Regions from separate parts of the Homo sapiens genome. Here region 2 is linked to region 1. A link is a contact called in ENCODE Hi-C or POLR2A ChIA-PET data. All regions are on one chromosome and are shown on one strand. Each heading gives the region's core, a stretch centred on a gene start or an enhancer-like site at or near the end of the contact. The rest is flanking DNA. Distances are from core to core; before and after follow the strand shown.

The links. A loop is a pair of places that touch in the nucleus more often than their neighbours do. ChIA-PET counts read pairs that join two places held with the same protein, here RNA polymerase II (POLR2A).
Region 2: a loop to region 1 is called in a map of gastrocnemius medialis, with 2.8 times the contacts of the local background. The contact joins two enhancer-like sites. A Hi-C loop is called at or near these places in 1 of 168 maps with a recorded cell type or tissue (gastrocnemius medialis). POLR2A ChIA-PET finds 5 or more read pairs at or near these places in 1 of 52 experiments (Caco-2).

The regions. Positions count from the first base shown.
Region 1 is chr10:51,087,837-51,094,035 of GRCh38, reverse strand. The region is part of intron 1 of PRKG1 (protein kinase cGMP-dependent 1); the gene reads right to left. Among named protein-coding and RNA genes, the nearest start is that of PRKG1, 16 kb to the right of the region's middle. Within about 2 kb of position 1,440, at least 9 of the 41 ENCODE cell types and tissues checked have a DNase peak (open chromatin) inside an H3K27ac peak, as active enhancers do.
Region 2 is chr10:52,213,444-52,219,919 of GRCh38, reverse strand. All of the region lies in intron 9 of PRKG1 (protein kinase cGMP-dependent 1), which reads right to left. The region is part of intron 1 of LOC124902425 (a long non-coding RNA gene); the gene reads left to right. Among named protein-coding and RNA genes, the nearest start is that of PRKG1-AS1, 97 kb to the left of the region's middle. RefSeq lists a silencer at 6,157-6,451 and an enhancer at 6,079-6,476. Within about 2 kb of position 2,904, at least 6 of the 41 ENCODE cell types and tissues checked have a DNase peak (open chromatin) inside an H3K27ac peak, as active enhancers do.

The DNA.
Region 1 (6,199 bases), core at 191-2,690:
CATTCTGGGGTCTAAAGCCTGGGGCCTGGATCAACAAAGGTGAGCTTACATGGACAAACAACCACAAGGAAACAAATAAATATATACTTTCAGGTAATTAAGTGCTCTCAAGAAACCAAGGTAAGATAATGCAATAAAGAATGTATGGGATAAAAGTGACTTGTTCAGAGAAGGGAGGTAGTAGTACCTGAGTGCATGGCGTGTGTGTGTGTGTGTGTGTGTGTGTGTGTGTGTATATATATATATAAAATACATATATATGTATATGTATATATGTATATATACATATAAATATATATATAAAATACACACACACATGTATTTATATATAGTATACATATAAAATATATATATACACACATACATACATATATATAATGTACACCCTCACAAAATGTGAAAAAAAATTATGAAGTAATAATTAAAAAAACAAGAGTTGACATTAAAAACCAAAAGAATATTAGACCTAAAGAAATGCAAACCTATAGTATACCATAAAACAAAGCATTTCAGACTGGTATGGGCAGAAAAGTTCTCCTGGAAGTGAAAGGCAGATCAGCCTTGAAAAGGAGGGGAACAAGCCAAGTACTAGCAAAGTGCAAGGAGAGACAGCTCCTAACTAAAAATCTCTGCTCCATTATTTTGGGCACCAGGATAAACTGCTTCCAATAGTGTTTATGTACAGTCTGCCACATTCAGCTCTAAATTCCCATCCTATATTATTCCAGGGGTTCTCTACTTTTAAGGCACGTCAGAATCACCTAGATGGGTGGTTAAAATACAGATTGCTAGCCCTAGCCCAGAGTTTCTGATTCAAAGAGTTTGGAGAGATATCTCAGAATCTGCATTTCTAACAAGCTCCCAGGTGACGCTGAAGCTGTTTGTCCAGGGCTCACACTTTGAGAACCGCAGGGTCTCTATATCTTTTAGGTTTTGCTCACCATTCTGGATTCTGCAAACAAACAAAACACAAGGAAACAGTATCAACCTGCACAACGATTCGTAGTGTGTTTTGAAAATCCTGTTGCATCACATGCGTTTTTATAAAATCCTCTAAATCCTTTGTTTATGTGTATACATAGGTATATCTCTAATATTTTGAATTCCTAATTGCTTTATACCTAGTTATTTATCCAAGCTGGTTCCCATCCACAAACATTGCTCACTTTTGTTCACTATTACTTATTTAAATATAAAAATCTGTAACTGAATCTTAAATCTCCAACTTACTGTAAACACATGGAACAGTTTATTGTCTCTGAAATTCCTTTATCAGTCTCCAGTGAATCCTCAAAGTAAGACTATTCTTTATTCTCTCACACTGAAACTTCATTTCTGGTACCCGCACAATAAGAAAGCAAGCTAACAGTGCTACCTCATTTCACTGCTGAATAAGCAACAGATTTGGCAGCATCCCCAGTTGGCTCATAACCCAGAAGCCTTTGCACCAGGCAGGACTGATAGGCATCAGAGCAAAGGCTTCTGGGGAACACAGCCAGCCAGTTAGCAAGCCAGGATCCTTAGTGAGACAAAGTGGAGTTAGCTTCAGCCACCTAAATCAGTTATGTCCCACTGGGGTTGGGACCACCTACTTTAGAGACCATTTCGTCTTCTTCATCTGCTTTCAGCCTCAGTGGCACAAGAACCCATTAGAATTCTTCCTTTAAAATCATTTCTATTCAAAAGAGAGGTTTAATTGAAACCCTCCACTTTCTTCACGAAATCATCACTTCAGGCACATCTAAAGAACTGAAATTTCTCCCTTTCTCTCTAAGCCCGTAAAGTTATTTTGTATTACATTTTTCTCATGTATGCTTGTCCATTCCTTTATTTCATCAATCAAATCTCTTCTCTCCCTTTGCCTCTCTCATTTCACAAACAGCTCTCTGATCAATTCTATATTCACCTCAGGGATCAGTGCTTATCTTTAACCTGTTGACTCTGTTCTTTTAACACTTCATGGCAGAATTTGCACAGGGAGCCAAAAAGCCAAGTTGGAAGGTTATTTCAAGGATATATCTTAGTGCTGAAGAAAATAGAACTGTAAAGCTGTAGAAAAGCAGAAGCCATACAGTTTGCTTACCAGAGTACCTCAAGATTAATCATTCTTAGTATAGGCACAGGCAGCAACAGGTGATCTCAGGCAAATTACTTAACTTCTCTGAGCTTGCTTTACTTTTGCTGTCCCTAAAATGGAGCAATTATTCCCTATATTTCAGAACTTTTATGAAGATTAGAGGGAAAAGGTATATTAATCCTCAGTAGAATGCCTGCACACCGTAAGTATTCTATAAATGGCAACCTGCTACTACTGCTGTTGTTACTGCTAATCAGATCATTAATACACTAATATACCAGATCTAGGCACAAAACTAAATGCTTCAATTCTCCAAAAACAACAACAAAAACCAGGCCAATTGAGCTTTTCTCACAGTAATGAGATTTAGTGTCCAATATAACAACAAATGCCCTGGGTCCAAATACAACCTTAGCATTCTAAACTTCATTGAATAAGCCATAAATTGTGTCACATAGTCATTCAAGTAAATTGATATTTGTAAAATAAAATGCTTATTTATATGAAAGGTATAGAAAAGGAAAATTTATAAATACAGAAAGCAGATTAGTGGTTGCCAGGTCCTGGGAGTAGAGCAGGGACTGACTGCAATTGGGTTCCAGGAAATTTAGGGGGTAATTGAAATGTTCCAAAACTGGATTGTGGTGATGGTCGTACAAGTCTATAAATGTAGTGAAAAACCTTGTATTTTACATGTATAATAGGTAAGTTTTATGGTATATAAATTATACTTCCATAAAGCTGTTAAAAATAATCTTTCTTGTATTACATGACACATCTCAAAATAAACTAGTATTTTTATTTTTATTCTAAAGCATTCCATTATCAGCTCATCATTATGACTGTCAAGAATTTGTCCAAGACCATTAATGTATTCCTCTACAGGCAAGCAGGACTGTTATCATTGCTTTTATCCACAATCATATTGTTTTTGAAAAGACATCTTGAGATACAGTATCAAGGTCATTAACAGAAAGCATTTATAAGCTAAGATTATGTTCTACGTCTGATAGCTTCTTGGTCTGGACAGAAAACATTCAAGTTGGGAATGAATGGTTTTCAAATAGAAATCCATTACTAGTGAATGACTTCTATGCAAACATTTCAACAAACAGAGAAGCCACTTTTCTTTAAACACTTTTGATGGATTTAAATCAAATCATTAAAGCAGTGGGTCTTTAAAACCTTCAACCAGAGCAGCAATGCCATAGTCTACATATATAGTGGCTGCAAATGTTAAAATAAATGTTACGAACAATATTATTACAATTTCACATACATGTATCTGCACAGAATAACCACTAAATACTAACACTTCCTGTCTTTTAGAGCATAAACAGCTTTACCTTGGCATAATACAATTATTTTCATGATTTTTTTAACATGGTTTAAATACATAGTGCTCAGTATAAACTTCATCAATCCATTCTTAAATTTTTGGTAGGCCTGTAACTGCTCATTGAATAAAATAAATAACATTATTATGGAACTTCACACTTGCCTATGTTCAACCCTTCTTGCCCACAGTTATCCCACACAGAAATTGTGTAGGATCCTTTCTGTCACTCAATCTTCCTCTGAGTCATACTCAGTAAAGCCAAGCTGGGTTGTGTTGGGCTCTACTCCAGGACCTTGTCATTACTGAACTTCTTTCCATCTCATGTTCTTCCATTTGGTTTAGACATGTACACAGCACTTTATCAATGGAAAATGGTTTAACAAAACTAATAAAAATTATGATAGTAATGAGAACCTCAACAGCAACTGTTTATTGAGCCCCATACTATGTTTTGAGCACTGGGCTGGGGATTCTCAAGCATTATCTCCAATCAGGGAAATGTTATAATCCTCATTTATAGTGAGAACATGGAAGATTAGATTCAATATTACACACCTAGTTAGTGCTAAAGTAGCAATTAAATTAGAACCCATTCTCCTATCCATTGTATATGCCATGTTCTGAGCTTACCTACTGTAATTTCCATAAATGCATTGCTGAATCACAGGAGTCAGTGGCTTCTCAAGGTAATCTCATGAGTACATGAATGCCCACAGAGTGTGAAGAATGGGTTGAGCTAAGTGTGATGACCTACTGGGTTTACAGTGGTATCATTTAAGAACTATTGGATTTAGGTTATATTACCTTAACTCTTTGATAATTAATTTTCTCATCTGTACAACAGTGATGATCTGTCCTCCATTATTTGCTCAGGTATTGTGAGGCATAAATGAAATCATACACATATTTATTTTTCTAGCCAATGAATATGTTGCAAAATCTATAGTTGCATTGGTAAATAGGTCACCTAGAAAAATAACTTCAGATACTCACATAAGCATATGACTAGATGAGGTGAAAAGTTTTTTATAGGATTAGGTGTTCTCAGTTTCCATCCTGAAGAGCTAAGAGACAATATACAAGCAAATTCCACCTTCACATTTTTCCTGTGTTTATTTTGATTAATGTTGAGGCAAGCACCTAGTTAAAAAGTATTTCCTTATGTGATTAATGGTCTCTACCAACTCATAATTTTAAGATCTTCAAGAATTTTTGGAGAGTAAAAATTATATCTAAATTTGAAAGGATTTTCTTAGTACGTGTTCTGGCTGTGTCTGCAAAATAAAATTAGTAAGAATTTGAAAAGATTATCTTCTATTTCCACTAATCCCATGCTTGTATTTATTAGCAATCAGTCTATCTTATTTTTAAGATTAACCAATTTATGAGATTTTATGTTGCAGAGTTTGGGATTACACATTTATTAGAGTTGGAGAACAACTGTGCTTCCTTGGAAAGGCATTACAAATCACAGATTATTCAAACTAGAAAGAACTTTTCATGACTGTAATCCCAATCTGAAAAATGGAAATGCCTTCAGAGGGCAGGCCAATAACATAAACAAGGGGTATGGGCTAGTTGAAGAGAGTATGGAGTGATAGGGATTATCATGACCATTTGGAGCACAGGCAATCCACAAAGGCATGCCAAAGCATCCAAATGCAATACCAAACATGCTTGGAAATTCCACTGAGCTCAGTGACATAGGTTTCCAATGTTTAAACTGTAAATTAAAAACTGAAGTATCTAAGGGCCAGAAACATGAAGAGGTTTTATCTTGTCCTTCATTTGACAAAAAAAAAAAAAAAAAATCATATTAAATATCTACTGTGTGCCATCCATTTCTGGGCTCCAAGGATGTAACATGGAGCAACAGAGAAATTGACTTTGTTTTCATGTAACTTACTATTTTCTGGGGGAAGTAGTTGTTAACCAATAACAGTCAAAACATAGAAATTCAAACTCTGATGGATATGGAAAAAATGTACACGGCACCACAAACCCAAACACTGAGAAATGGAAGCCCAATCCCAACCTAGGAATGCTGGGTCCAATCCATGTTGGAAGAAACAAAGGAGTGTCTTTTTTAGCATATAACCTACAACCACTGATTTTCAGATATTAAATGCTATGTGAGCGAGAAGAAGACACATATACTATAGTCTTACCCTATATTAGTTCCTTAACAAATATTTGGTAAATGATTGAACCAAAAAAAAAAAAAAAACTGAAAACCAATCCATAGAAATTTTTATTAACTGCCAGAATAAAGAATCAGAAAGCATTGATAAACTTTCCAAAAATTTCTATTAAAGACATTAATATTTAAGGGAAAAGAGGGAAATCAGTGAGGAAGTAAACCATTGGAAAATTGAGGTAATGTTTCTTCAAAATGGAAATTTGATTCAAGAGGAACAAGCCGAAGCTACTTAAAAATTTTAAACTAAAAACAAACAAAATACTCAAGTACAAGATGAGGAAAACTTTCTATGTATGAATCAGCTAGAAATGCTTTAGGTATATGTAGTTGTGTTTAATAAAAATTTGAATATAGAGGTTGGATACAGTGGCTCACCCCTGTAATCCTAGCACTTTTGGAGGCCAAGGCTGGTGGATCGTTTGAGCTCAGGGGTTCAAGACCAGCCTAAGTAACACAGTAAGACCTTGTCTCTACAAAAACTACAAAAATTAGCCAGATGTAGTGCCATGCACCTGTAATTCCAGCTACTTGGGAGGCTGAGGCAGGAGGACCGCTTGATCCCGGGAGGCGGAGGTTGCAGTGA
Region 2 (6,476 bases), core at 1,655-4,154, 1.1 Mb before region 1:
TCTAAAAGAATTTATTAAATTACTTTAGAAAAATAAATGAGAAATGTATGTTTATTTTTTCTCCCCACCTCTTTCATTTGCAATATTTAAAGGCCTATGGCATAGTTTGCTCTTGGCAGGATAATTATAAATATGCCCAGTGTTTGGTAGCAAAAAGGGTAAGAAGGAATTATTATTTTGCCCTCAGTATTTATATGTAAATTCACTTGGGTGATTAACAATAAATAACAAGAGGATGAGTGATTGTCAGCTAATTGTTAGTTATTCAACACATTGTTAGCCAGTATGGGGGTTATTTAATTTCTTCCCAACTACATCTCCTTCTTTCCAACAGTTTACTTGAGGCACTTTGTTGTTTGTTATTAGGCACTGAGAAAAAATCAGTCGGTTTAGTAGTTTGTTAGCAACCATGGATAAAAGCTTATTGGAGGAGAATAATAAATGAATATGCAAAGTGAGATGTTGGGATTGTTTGTTATTAATATTTATATCCTACCTCATTGGTTCTGCCTGATCCTATTCTAGATTATCAGTGAAGGCATCTTAGACTCAAAGGATTACTGGACTCTTATGCAGAGAGTTTGTAATCTGAAGGAAAATACACTATAATTACATTTTCTAATTAGCTAAATTATTGTCATTCTTTTCAGCTAATTTCTTTATTTTATTTTCCTATGACTTTTCTAATTCTCATAAGCTTGTAAATAGTTGCACATGACTAATTAAAGCCTCCCAGCTCAAAATCTATTCATCCTAGTACGTAAATGTTTTATGACCCACTTACATCTAGTGTGAACATAGGAAAAAAGTATTCCTTACAGAAGTGCTCACCATGAAAACAAAAAAGTCCCACAAGGGAATGTACTTCTTTCTTTGTTTTTCCTTTTTAAATTGTGTTTCATTTTTAAATAAATATGCTATCATTTGCCTTTTATCTTCAGCTTATCTAACTACTGTTGAATTTAGCTTTGGTTCAACACAGAAACTGGTCATAATATTCTCTTATATTTTGTTTCAGAAAAATTATTAACATTATATTATGGTTAAACAGTTTAGTTTAAAATATTAATTAATGAAGATAAGACTCATAAACACTAATTTCATTTCATGGGAGGCCCTGAAAACATTAATGGCTCTTTTGCTCATCAAACACTTTGAAGGTATCAAAAGGGAAATTTACCTTGAAAAAGTATCCTAATCCCTATAAATTTTTAATTTAAGAATCCAGAATAAACACTGATTTTTGCAACACAATTTTCTAAAGTAATGAGTGTAGAATTTATATAATTTTTAAAAGTCTAAATTGTTTAGAAGTTAAGACTTCTATTCAGGTTGGAGAATACTGCCTTGGCTGTTGTGAACCAAAATTTTGTATTGCGACTATTCATACAGTTGGGTAAGTTTATGTTGAATCAAAAAGAAATTGGGTCATACTTGATAAGGTTTTAAAATATCTTTTTTAACCAGAAGCCTAAAAACATTTAATAATTTCTGCTTGTCCCTTCTGTTGTCATCTAATTGCTTTTTATGAGAATTTCTTGGATTCTGTCTCTCTATATGGCCTTGTGCTTGCTACCTCAATGCCAGGCAAAAGAGCAGCCCCTTTGATGGATGTCAGCTGTTAAGACGCCTTAGTTCATTCTGTTTTTACCCACTCCCCCAAAACCAAAAAAAAAACTGTAACCTATTTTTCTTTTTTTTTTTTTTTTGAGATGGAGTCTCGCTTTGTCACCCAGGCTAGCGTGCAGTGGGTGATCTAGGCTCACTGTAACCTCTGCCTCCCAGGTTCAGGTGATTTTCCTGCCTCAGCCTCCTGAGTAGCTGGGATTACAGACGTGTGCCACCACGCCCAGCTAATTTTTGTATTTTTAGTAGAGACAGGGTTTCACCATGTTGGTCAGGCTGGTCTTGAACTCCTGACCTTGTGAACCACCTGCCTCGGCCTCCCAAAGTGCTGAGATTACAGGTGTGAGCCACGGCTCCCAGCTGTAAGCTATTTTTCTAAACCATTAATTTCCTAAGAGAAGCCATTGGAATGAGAGATAAAATAGGAGTTTCATTTATTATGCAAATTATAAGTAGAGAGTAACGGAGGAAGGAAAAGAAAGGCTAGCCACAGTGTCATTATTAAAATATCCTTTGTGATGATGTCTATACTACCAACAGGGCTGAGGTCTGATTTATCTCCCAGCTAGTACATTTGCATCAGTTGCCCAAGCCACCAATGAAACTTGTTTCCATTGTCTCCTATCCAGTAGGAGACAGCACATTTGTCAACCCATTGTATATTGTTTAATCCTTGCTATTTGAGTAACTGTAAACCTGGGTTAATGCTTGCTTGTAGTTTCTATTATTCCATATTGAATAATTAAATCTAAATCTCTCTATGTACCATTTGAAGACAGGGTGAAAATATTGTTTGACGGTAGGGTGTACTAAAATTAGAGTGATGTGGTTTGCTTTAGTTCCTAGACTATGAGATTCATTTGACACTAATCTAAAAAAGAGAGAACTCTACTTATACATATATAAGTGTGTGTGTGTGTATATGTGTATATATATATATAGATAGATAGATATATAAATGTGTACGTGTGTGTGTATATGTATATTTACCCCGCACATCTCTCAGGATAACTCTAGCCTCTCCCAGGATATGTACTTATTCCTCCCCAATTAAAAATAAACACAACAAAAGGAAGTAGGATAAACTTACTCCTTAGTAGGCTTACAACTAAGAGGTGGAAGGAGGCAAGGTCAGAAGAGCCTTGGGTGCTATTTTGGAAGAAAGGGAAACAGGGCCTACTTAACCACCCTTCCATGACCTGTGGTTTGAGAAACACAGCTCTGAACAGTTCCCACACAACAGCTGTTTTTCCGCATCACCATCAGACAGGAAGTGGAATGGCACATAGAATGCAATTTATAGGATCTGTTCTCTCAGAAAGTGAAACAGGATCTCCAGGCTATTAAATTCACGGTGGTGCAGGAGCTGAACTCACTTATTAAACAGAATTGTCTGCCTAGTAAAAGAAAGCTTCCATTTGTGAAAAACTAAAAAGTTTTCAGAAGTATTATGCAAATAGTTAAGCAGTCACTGGGTTTAAACAAAACTTATTTTTAAAATTTAGAGACATTTTGATCCATTTAATTCTCAGAAAAAGATAACAAACTGATCTTAAAAAACCGCACCAAAACCTATGACTGTATAAAAACCAAAGGCTCTATTCCCTCTAGGACCATGCAAGAAATGGCATCAGAAATTCCAGCCACATTTAAAATAGGAATCAAAATCTATCTACAATGCTCTGCAGACCTGGCTGTATTAACTGCATCTAATTCTGGGGCTAAGCTAATACTAAAAGGTAAAGATGAGAAAATAGGTAATGTCCATTTTAATAAACAGGTATTTTTCTATTTTGGATGTTCCATCTAACTCTGACTATTCAATTAAAGTCTTATTGTCAAAACTCTTTGCTCTGCCAGTGTGATTTGATTTTGAGTCTCTTGCAAAATCCATGTGCAATTATTTCCCTGGCATTCCGGTAGCTATCTGCTGGTTTCCCAAAAGATCCCCAGCCCAGGAGCCTGTTGACTGAAGTGATACCTCTCCCAGAGTGAGAAGCTTAGTGTCACTTGTGTTCCATGCATAATTTTTTTGATTGAAATGAAAATTTAAGCTTCCATGCTGTGCTTGGCAATCCTTGTTTAAGAAGTGTCTAAGAAGAGTATATTCAAGAATGATCAAAAGAACCATCTGTAGTCCAAACCAATAGCTCCTTTGCATTCTTGGAAGCAGTCTGAAGAATCTCCCAAGTCTGCTAGCTCTCTTCTTACTTCAGTAAATTTATGAGAAAGTAATAGCCTCAGGGTCTCTGGGTGTACAGTTTGCTTGTTTCCTTTGCCATTGTCTCCTTAGCCACTTTATGTTTCTTGAACAATTCTATGAGGATGAGTATATTCTCCAGATGGCCACTGGAGGGCACAAAAGTACAATGTTTGCCTTCAAGTTAGGCCTTTGTGGTTTTGTTCTTCATGTGAAACATAATCTATGCTTAAGATATTCAATTAGATATGACATTTTCACTTTTAGAGCACAACTAGTAAATATCTACCTTATCATCTACCTCTTGTCAGTTATATTCTGAATGAGATCAAAACCAAAAGTTATGTTTCTAACATTACTATTATAAAAATGTATATTAATATATTTTCATTCCTTTCACCTTTCATATTTTAAAGTTATCCATCCAAATTCATGATTTGAAATTTTCACAAGGAAATTGTTTCACTTTGAAACATGTATGAATGTATGAATACCACCAAAGTGTATTCAGACATCTTCCCATGGGGAAAAGAGAAAATATTGAGGTGATATTGAAAAGTACACTGACCTGAGATGCACAAAAGAAAATACTTTTATTTTCTTGTTGCTTTAACTATCTAAATGCCTGTATATCTCGCTTTATAGCATAGAATGCTTATAGCAAGTCAGCTTCAAAATATACTTTTTTTTTTTTTTTTTGAGATGGAGTTTTGCTCTTGTCGCCCAGGCTGGAGTGCAATGGCCTGATCTTGACTCACTGCAACCTCCACCTTCCAGGTTCAAGAAATTCACCTGCCTCAGCCTCCCAAGTAGCTGGGATTACAGGTGCCCACCACCATGCCCGGCTAATTTTTGTATTTTAGTAGAGATGGGGTTTCACCACATTGGCCAGGCTGGTCTCAAACTCCTGACCTCAGGTGATCTGCCTGCCTCCACCTCCCAAAGTGTAGGGATTACAGGCATGAGCCACCATGCCTGGCCCAAAATAGACTTTGTATTTAGAATAATACATCTCTCCAAAATGGCATCTTCATGCTGGCATTTTTTTTTTTTTTTGAAAAAACTTTTATCATTATTTTAACATAAAAAATCATGTGAATTATTGCAGAAACTCTTAAAATGCATATTAAAGTTACATAATAAATAACCGTGACAATATTCAAAATGACCCACAAATTATAAAACCGGCCTACTGCTTTCATAGCAGAAACTGTTCCCTCAGTGAAAGGCCTCCTGATTGGTTACCTGCTCCATATCTTCTTCCTATTGTCTCTAGATTTAACTTTCCAAAGCACATAGTCATGTTAGCTGGGCTTTCCTCATTACATTTGTATCAAGTTGGAATTCCTTTGGGGGGCATTAATGGAACTTCGCTGTGTAATCTTTATCTGGCCTCTTTCTTCACAGCCACTCCTTTCAAACTTCATGCTCTAGTCTCATAGGGCTATTAAAGAATCCTTAAATGGTTTGTTTGTGAAGCCATAGCTACTATTTCTTTAGAAAATAAAAATAATTTCCAAGAGTAATTGTACTTACTGCATGCTAGCTACTACACAAAGTGCTATACATACATACTCTCAATCTCGCTCCAAAGTCTGAGATGTGTTTATCTATGACCTCCATCTTATAGGTAAGGAAATTGAATGTTAGTGCGGTGATGATTCCTTAGATGTCACTGTATGTGTGATATCAAAGTTTGTGCATCTAAATGACACCAGCATACTGTTCTCTGTTTGCATATTTTCATGCTGCTGTGGATTTTGGGCTAAATGAGAACAGTGAGAGATGTGCACCCAAGTTATATCCTGGTGGGTAATCTGAAATCTTATTACTTTCTTTTCTTCCAAGCAGAACCCTTACTTCCTCTATGCTACTGTTGCACTTTTGGGTGTCAGCAAGTTGGATACTTATGTATTCACACTCCTTTGTAGAGTAGGGGATCCTAGAGTTTGGGGAGGGTGTATATTCATCTCAGTGTCTTAATAACCCAGGAGAATGGCTGACATATTGGATGGGATCTGTAAATGAGGACTCTCCCATTTGCCAGACTGTGAAAAAAGTAGGCTTATTCCACATCGTAAATGCTCATCAAATTTTGAAACATATACATTTTATTTTCTAAAAAGGTATTTCTTGTAGATGTATTAAATGTATGTTTGGTTTTCCTTTTAAGATTTCTAGGCAGTGTTATTTGTAAATATCAAGGATGTGTTACGTTAGTATTATTTATAAGTTATTTATAATGGAGGCACTTAACATTTACATTTACATAGAGGTAGAATACAAAGTGAATTTCAAAAGACAGCTACCTAAAGGATTTGTCTCTGCTCTGTGGTTGGTGTGTTCTTTCACAGTAGCCACTGCCTCTCTTCCAGTCTCTCCCACTGCTGAGTCAGAGTCCTGCTCCATCTCTGTAGTGACTATCCCATTCCTGGAAGCCGGATGGCTCTACTAAGCTACTTAGTTGAACCCAGCTTCCTGCTCCCAATCCCCACAAGTCCAGTGAGATAAATGGCTCTTTTTTCCCTAATGAGCAACAAAGCACATCCTATGTCCCTGTCTGAACTGGTTCCAGCTAGGATTTCATGAATGCATTGCTGCTATGTTAAAATGGACTCTTCCTTATGTTGGTCACCAAGACTTTTTCCTT